2 separate regions of the Mus musculus genome follow, and region 1 is linked to region 2. A link is a loop called in an ENCODE intact Hi-C map of the cell type or tissue named here. Cell type or tissue: gastrocnemius. All regions are shown on one strand. Links, peaks and the distances in the headings refer to the core of each region. The heading gives the core; the rest is flanking DNA. Region 1 holds the start of Klhdc3 (kelch domain containing 3). Region 2 holds the start of Cnpy3 (canopy FGF signaling regulator 3).

What was found. Peaks named below come from ENCODE experiments on the same cell type or tissue, not always from the same donor. Only the 100,000 strongest peaks of a DNase experiment are listed, where the experiment ranks them.
Region 1: a loop joins it to region 2, with 1.9 times the contacts of the local background. A loop is called at or near these places in 1 of 42 quality-filtered maps.

The regions. Positions count from the first base shown.
Region 1 is chr17:46,679,140-46,682,040 of GRCm38, forward strand. Klhdc3 (kelch domain containing 3) reads right to left here and starts at 1,791. Exons shown (of 12, transcript NM_027910.3): 1 at 1,563-1,791; 2 at 1-55. Mea1 (male enhanced antigen 1) reads left to right here and starts at 1,982. Exons shown (of 4, transcript NM_010787.2): 1 at 1,982-2,066; 2 at 2,478-2,758; 3 at 2,870-2,901. The coding sequence starts at 2,489. In gastrocnemius, for the core only: a CTCF peak has its summit at 1,120; DNase peaks (open chromatin) are centred at 111, 378, 1,276, 1,814 and 1 more place; H3K4me3 peaks cover 2,500 bases; H3K27ac peaks cover 2,372 bases.
Region 2 is chr17:46,750,464-46,753,364 of GRCm38, forward strand. It overlaps Cnpy3 (canopy FGF signaling regulator 3), which reads right to left and starts at 1,751. Exons shown (of 6, transcript NM_028065.4): 1 at 1,510-1,751. The coding sequence starts at 1,660. In gastrocnemius, for the core only: no CTCF peak of the experiment used is centred there; a DNase peak (open chromatin) is centred at 1,805; H3K4me3 peaks cover 2,079 bases; H3K27ac peaks cover 2,371 bases.

The sequences.
Region 1 (2,901 bases), core at 95-2,594, 71 kb before region 2:
CAGGCACGAGGAGTTCCTTTGACAGCTGTGGCTCGTATGCTGCCAGGACTAGAAACTTAAACCAGAAAGGTATGTGTATACTGAGAGTCGGGGGCAGGGAGGAGCGCCCTCAACTTTCTCAGCCGGACTATTGTTAGCGAACACGCCACTTCCAGCAGCCCTGCCCCTGTCTGGGTCTCTAGAGGAGAGATGGGGTAGGAGTGTAGATTGGAAAGAGGAAAGAAAGCAAAAATACCTTTGGGCAGGACAAGAGAAAGCCCCAAAGATGAGAGGGGCCACGGCTTTGTAAAGACAGCCGGCCAGCCTAGTGATAACAGGTATATCTGAGAGCTCTTTCAGGCAAATCTTTTTGCAACTAGCGATGCCTTTGCCAGGAGACATCTGCTGGGTTTGGGTGATCATTCACTTCCTGTTCAAAAATCCTTGGCAGGGAGGAAAAACCTCGGGGGTGGGGTGGGTGCACCTCAAGCAAAGGAGGTTCCCTTCAAGGGGACAGACGCAGCTTTCATGAATCAACTGCCCCCACAACCTTTCACTGTATACTTTAAGTAGCCATCTCTCTCAATGTGAAACAGCAGCAGCCAAAAGTTAAACTGTTCCTTCATTACTCAGGCTCTTCAATTTTTGCTTATCAGAGAAAGAGGACTGAAAGCTTAAGAATCCAAGTCCAAGGCACTCGTGCTGGGGCATGGAGGCAGGGGGATGTCTGTGTAATTAAGGTCAGCCACCTGGGTCTACACAGTAAGTCCCAAATTAGCCAGAGCTACAAGAACCTGTCTCAAAAAAAAAAAACAAACAAAAAATAGAGAAAGAAAGGAAAGAACGTGGTGGTGGAGAGCCTATCAACCTCCTTCATATCTTTTACTCTCCTTTGAAAGTAAGTCCAGATAAAACGAAAATGCACAAAGATAAGACTACAATCCCAGTGGCAGACGGAGGAAGACTCCATCTTCCTAAGGAGAACTCGGAGGCAGGAGGTTATACGTTATCTCTGGGTCTCCAGCATTTCCCACCAATAGGCCATTTTCAACATCCCAGCCCCTGAGGTCGGCTTCCCCTCCCTGCTCGCGCCCCTTCCCTTCTTAATTTCCCGAGAGCCTTGCAGTTCCTCCTCCCACCACTTCAAGGTCCACACCAGAGCCCTCTAACTCGTCTAAGTTCACGAAGGGAAGCAAGCCATTCTTATCCCCTGCCAACCATACCGCTCTGTGAATGAGACTGGTCTCCGGTTGTAGTCCACCTTTCTCAGCCGCCCCTCCCCCACGACGCCACACTGCCCCCTCCCCCTGCCATTATGCTCAGCTTCCTGATTCTCTTCGGAACCCACTCGTCCACTTCTCTCAGCGCTTCCTCCAGCCACCAGGTCTCTCCCACCCGTCTCCAGGCCATTTTCCCCTAACCCTTTCGCGGACCATTAACACTCCTCTTTCCCAGCATCCCCCTAGCTCCCTCCCCACCCCCAGCTCAGCCTTCTCAGCCCCTCCCGCGCGGCCCCAGCCGTAGGCAATGGGCGTCGCCTGTCCCTTCAATTTTCCTCATCCCCCCAACCCATCCCAGGCTACCTGCCAGGCCGGGCCGGGGTGGGGCCGCGGGTCCTCGCGCTGCCAGCAGCCTAGAACCCGTTGCCCGCCAACCGATTCCTCGGTCCCCAACGAGATAAACACTGCCAGACTTCGTCCTTCCGGCGGGCAGCGGGACGCGCACGTGCAGTGAGAATTGCCGGCCCGACAGCTTCAGGGACTTGTAGTCCACGAATTACCCCAGGGCCGAAAGATGGGGAGCGGGTGGGCGGGGCCGGTTTGTGCGCATGCGCAGAACACCAGTTCACGTCGCACGCCTGAGGGTCACTGGGTAATGTAGTTCTTTGTGGTCCGGGCAGGGGATGGCGGAGGCGGGGCAAGAGGCGGACTTGTCCTCGCTTGCGTCAGTCTCGGGCACGGGGCGGGGCTGGAGGACTAAGAGCCCCAGCATGTCCTGCCCCGCCGGAAGTGAAGGTGCGGGTCCGGCTGTGGGCTCTGAGAGGGTGAGGCGCGAGGAAATACCAACGCCGAGAATCAGTGGGGCGGGTAGGGGACTCTGTAGCTGGGGCCATTGAAGGGGAGACCCTGGGCCTGAAGGGGTTTTTGCCAGGCGGTACTACACTCCCCCGGAATAGAGGGAATGAGGGGCGGGGACGCGCTATGGTGGGTAGCCTGGCGACCAGCAGTTACCTCCAGAGGAGGGGCGTGGTGAGAGGGGCGAGGTTCTGGGAAGAGGCTTTTAGGAAGAGGTGAAACCCTCCGGTGGTCGGTTCATTTAGGAATCGGGCGAGTTAAAGACGTGTGTGCTCCAGCTCAATATGAGAACCCAAACTTGAGACAGGGAGGCAGGAGAGACGGGAGGAAGATGCAAGTTCCATGCGAGAGGGAAGTGGGTGGCTGAACGTGAAAGGAGACCTGGTTTCATCCCATCCCTATCCCGCCTTTCTGTCCCTGCAGCCCCTGCCCGGATGGCAGCAGTAGTTCTAGGGGGAGACACCATGGGCCCTGAGCGTATCTTCCCCAATCAGACTGAGGACTTAGGGCCACATCAGGGTCCTACAGAAGGAACTGGGGATTGGAGCAGTGAAGAACCCGAGGAAGAGCAGGAGGAAACAGGAGCAGGCCCAGCAGGCTACTCGTACCAGCCCCTCAATCAAGACCCTGAACAAGAAGAGGTGGAATTGGCACCAGTGGGTGAAGGAGAAGATGGAGCTGCTGACATCCAAGATCGGATCCAGGTATGGTGGAGGATGCTGTTACTAAGCAGATGAGATGGAATGTACCAACAGCTGTTTATCATAATGGCAGGGGGAGGGGCGCCTAACAAATTATCTTCTCTGGTTCTGCAGGCCCTGGGGCTTCATCTGCCAGACCCTCCATT
Region 2 (2,901 bases), core at 261-2,760:
GAAGCCGGGCAGTGGTGGCGCACGCCTTTAATCCCAGCACTTGGAAAGCAGAGGCAGGCAGATTTCTGAGATTGAGGCCAGCCTGGTCTGCAATGCAAGTTCCAGGATTGCCAGGGCTACACAGAGAAACCTTGTCTTGAAAGAGTAAAAGAAAAGAAAAGAAACAAAACAAAGAAAACAAAAGCCCAGGACTGGTGGGGAGGTAAGGGACCATCCTAGAACAGGTGAGACCTTTTAACAGGTATCTTCCAGTGAACTCACATTAACTCTAGGGAGTCTCACTTAAAAACAAAAAGTCCTATGTAGTTACAGTGTGTGTGTGCACACACGTGTGTGGATATGTGGATATGCACATGGAGGCCAGAGTTCCTTTCTGATACTGTTCTTCATCTTTTGTTTTTCAGACAAGGTTTCTCACTTGAACCTGGAGCGTGATCATTTGGTTGGACTGGCTGGTCTCCTGTGCATCTCTTTAGGTGCGGAGGTGCGGGGATCAGGGGTGCACAAACATTGCAGCGTCTGGCTTTTTATATCTGTCTTGGGGATCTGAACTCAGATCCTCTGGCAATCACTCTACCCACTGAGCCGAGTCCCCTGCCCCCATTCGCCACACATTTAACAGCTCAAATGGGAGGATTAATGTGTCCCAAACCACCAGCCCAGCATCCAGTGCTTAGGGAACATCTGGCCTGTGTACATCTGCTTGGTGCATAAAATGGATATCCAGAATACTCGGGGGAGGGGGGCCTTCGAGGACTTAGAAAGAAGGTCGATGGCTGCAAAGGTCTGAGAGGAAACTGAGCAATGATGAGCAGGGCAAAAGAGAGGTCTCAGTTCCTTGTCCTTCGATTTTTAAAATCTACCTCCTTCACTTCAGTCTCCTCTGCGCTCGATGCTTTCAAAAAAGTGACCTCTTGATCCTTTGAGTGTGAGTCTCTTCTCTCCACATACACTCACCGCCCCTCCATATAATCCTATGTAAAGCCCCCCCCCTTTTTTTTTTTGGTCTGCCAATAAATATTTGCAACTCAGTACCTGTTCTCAAGAAGCCAAAACCATACACAAATTAGGTTGTAGTGAAAGCACCACGGGAAAATTTTCAGGTTCCCTTTTCTACGTCATATGGACCTTTTCAGTTCCTCAAATTCGCCCTCTGGCTTCTAGGCCGGCAGGGCCTCCTCATCTGCCTCTGTTTCTGTGGTTTCTGCGGAGTGAGTTCCTCTGCACGCCATGCTTTCCCTGGCCAACTCTTCATTTCGCAGCAGGCTTCCTGTATGAAGCCTTCCCTCCACCCCCACCTCTAGTCTTGATGAGCAACTACCCCCGGATTCGCCCAAAAGCAGGGATCTCCAGGTTATCCGAGAGTCACAGCACCCAGCATTGCCGCAAAGCACACAGCAGGGCCAAGGAGACCCCAGCCCAGGTCCTGCCAGGCCCAGACCCTTCCCACAGGCCCCGCCCCCTCCCGCCCCTCGGGCTTGGCTACGCCCCGCGGCCCCGCCCCCTCACCTTCGCATTTGCTGGGCAATCGCACCCAGTCGGTCTCCTCAGCCCCGGCGGGACTCGGGCCTAGCTTCGGGGCAGGAAGGAGCAGCAGCGGAAGCAGCAGCAGCAAAGGAAATAAGAGGCAGCGGGGCGCGAGCTCAGACATGGACTCCATGGCCCAGCCGGACCCAGAGCAGAGCGGACCCGGCGGCGCTTCCTCCGGCAGCGCGCGCGGAGCAGCTTCCCCCGGCCGCTTCCGGGACTGCGCACGTGCCTCTGGGTAACCACGGCAACGGCGAGCTCCGGCCCGCCCCACGCCCGGTAGCCTCTAGCGGCTTGCGAAACCGACCAAGGCCCGCGGGCGACGCAACCAATGGGTTCGCTCGGCGTCTGCTTTATAGCCAATGAGAGGAACTATCTTTTTTTTTTCCCATCTCAGCCAATCAGAGAGCGGATGGTGGCTTTGGCGCCCTATAGCGATATCACTGCCAGCTAAAGGAGGCTCAGTAGCTGGAGCATCAGTTCCTAGCGGGTGAACCTTCATCATACCTTGGATGAACCAGCCTTGGGCATTCTAGCCCTGGATAACGGACTATCTTTCATGGTTTTGTTTCTTGTTTTCTGTCTTTTGTTCTTCGAGACAGGGTTTCTTTGTATCCTTGGCTGTCCTGGAATTTACTGCGTGGACCAGGCCGGCCTCGAATTCAGAAATCCAGCTGCCTCTAAGTGCACCTCCACACCGGGCCTCGTGGTCCTCTCCCCGCACCCCCACCCCCATTAAGGTGTTAATAAAAAAGTCTTTATATATTTATTTTGGGTTGGAAGACGACTGGAATCAGTTGCCTCCTTCCACCATGTTGGTTCTGGACCTCAAACTTGGATCCTTAAGGCTTAATGGTGGCCCTCTTTAGTCACTAACCTAACTCATCAACCCTAACCATGGCTTTCTTTATAAAGTTGCAAGCACTCACTAGACACCGGCTTTTAAGGCTTATTATTGCAGCCACTCACTCGAATAGATACTTAGGGCCTCACAACAGCCCAGATATCCAGTAATTGCGTTTCTCCTTATGAAAACTAGATTAATAAACAGATAAGAGTGATCCTCTTAGCCGGGCATGGTCACACGACTTTAATCCCAGCACTCGGGAGGCAGAGGCAGGCAGATTTCTGAGTTCGAGGCCAGCCTGGTCTACAAAGTGAGTTCCAGGACAGCCAGGGCTGCACAGAGAAACTCTGTCTCGAAAAACAAACAAAGAGTGATCCTCCTACATCTCGAGGTTTGCCTGTTGGGAAGCTCAAATCAATAATTCATGAATTAATGGAATTAAAAAAGAAATCCCTAGTTTTAGGGATGTTGCTCACTGGGAGATCTTTGCCTAGCACTTGACTACCATGTGCAAATCCCTGGTGATC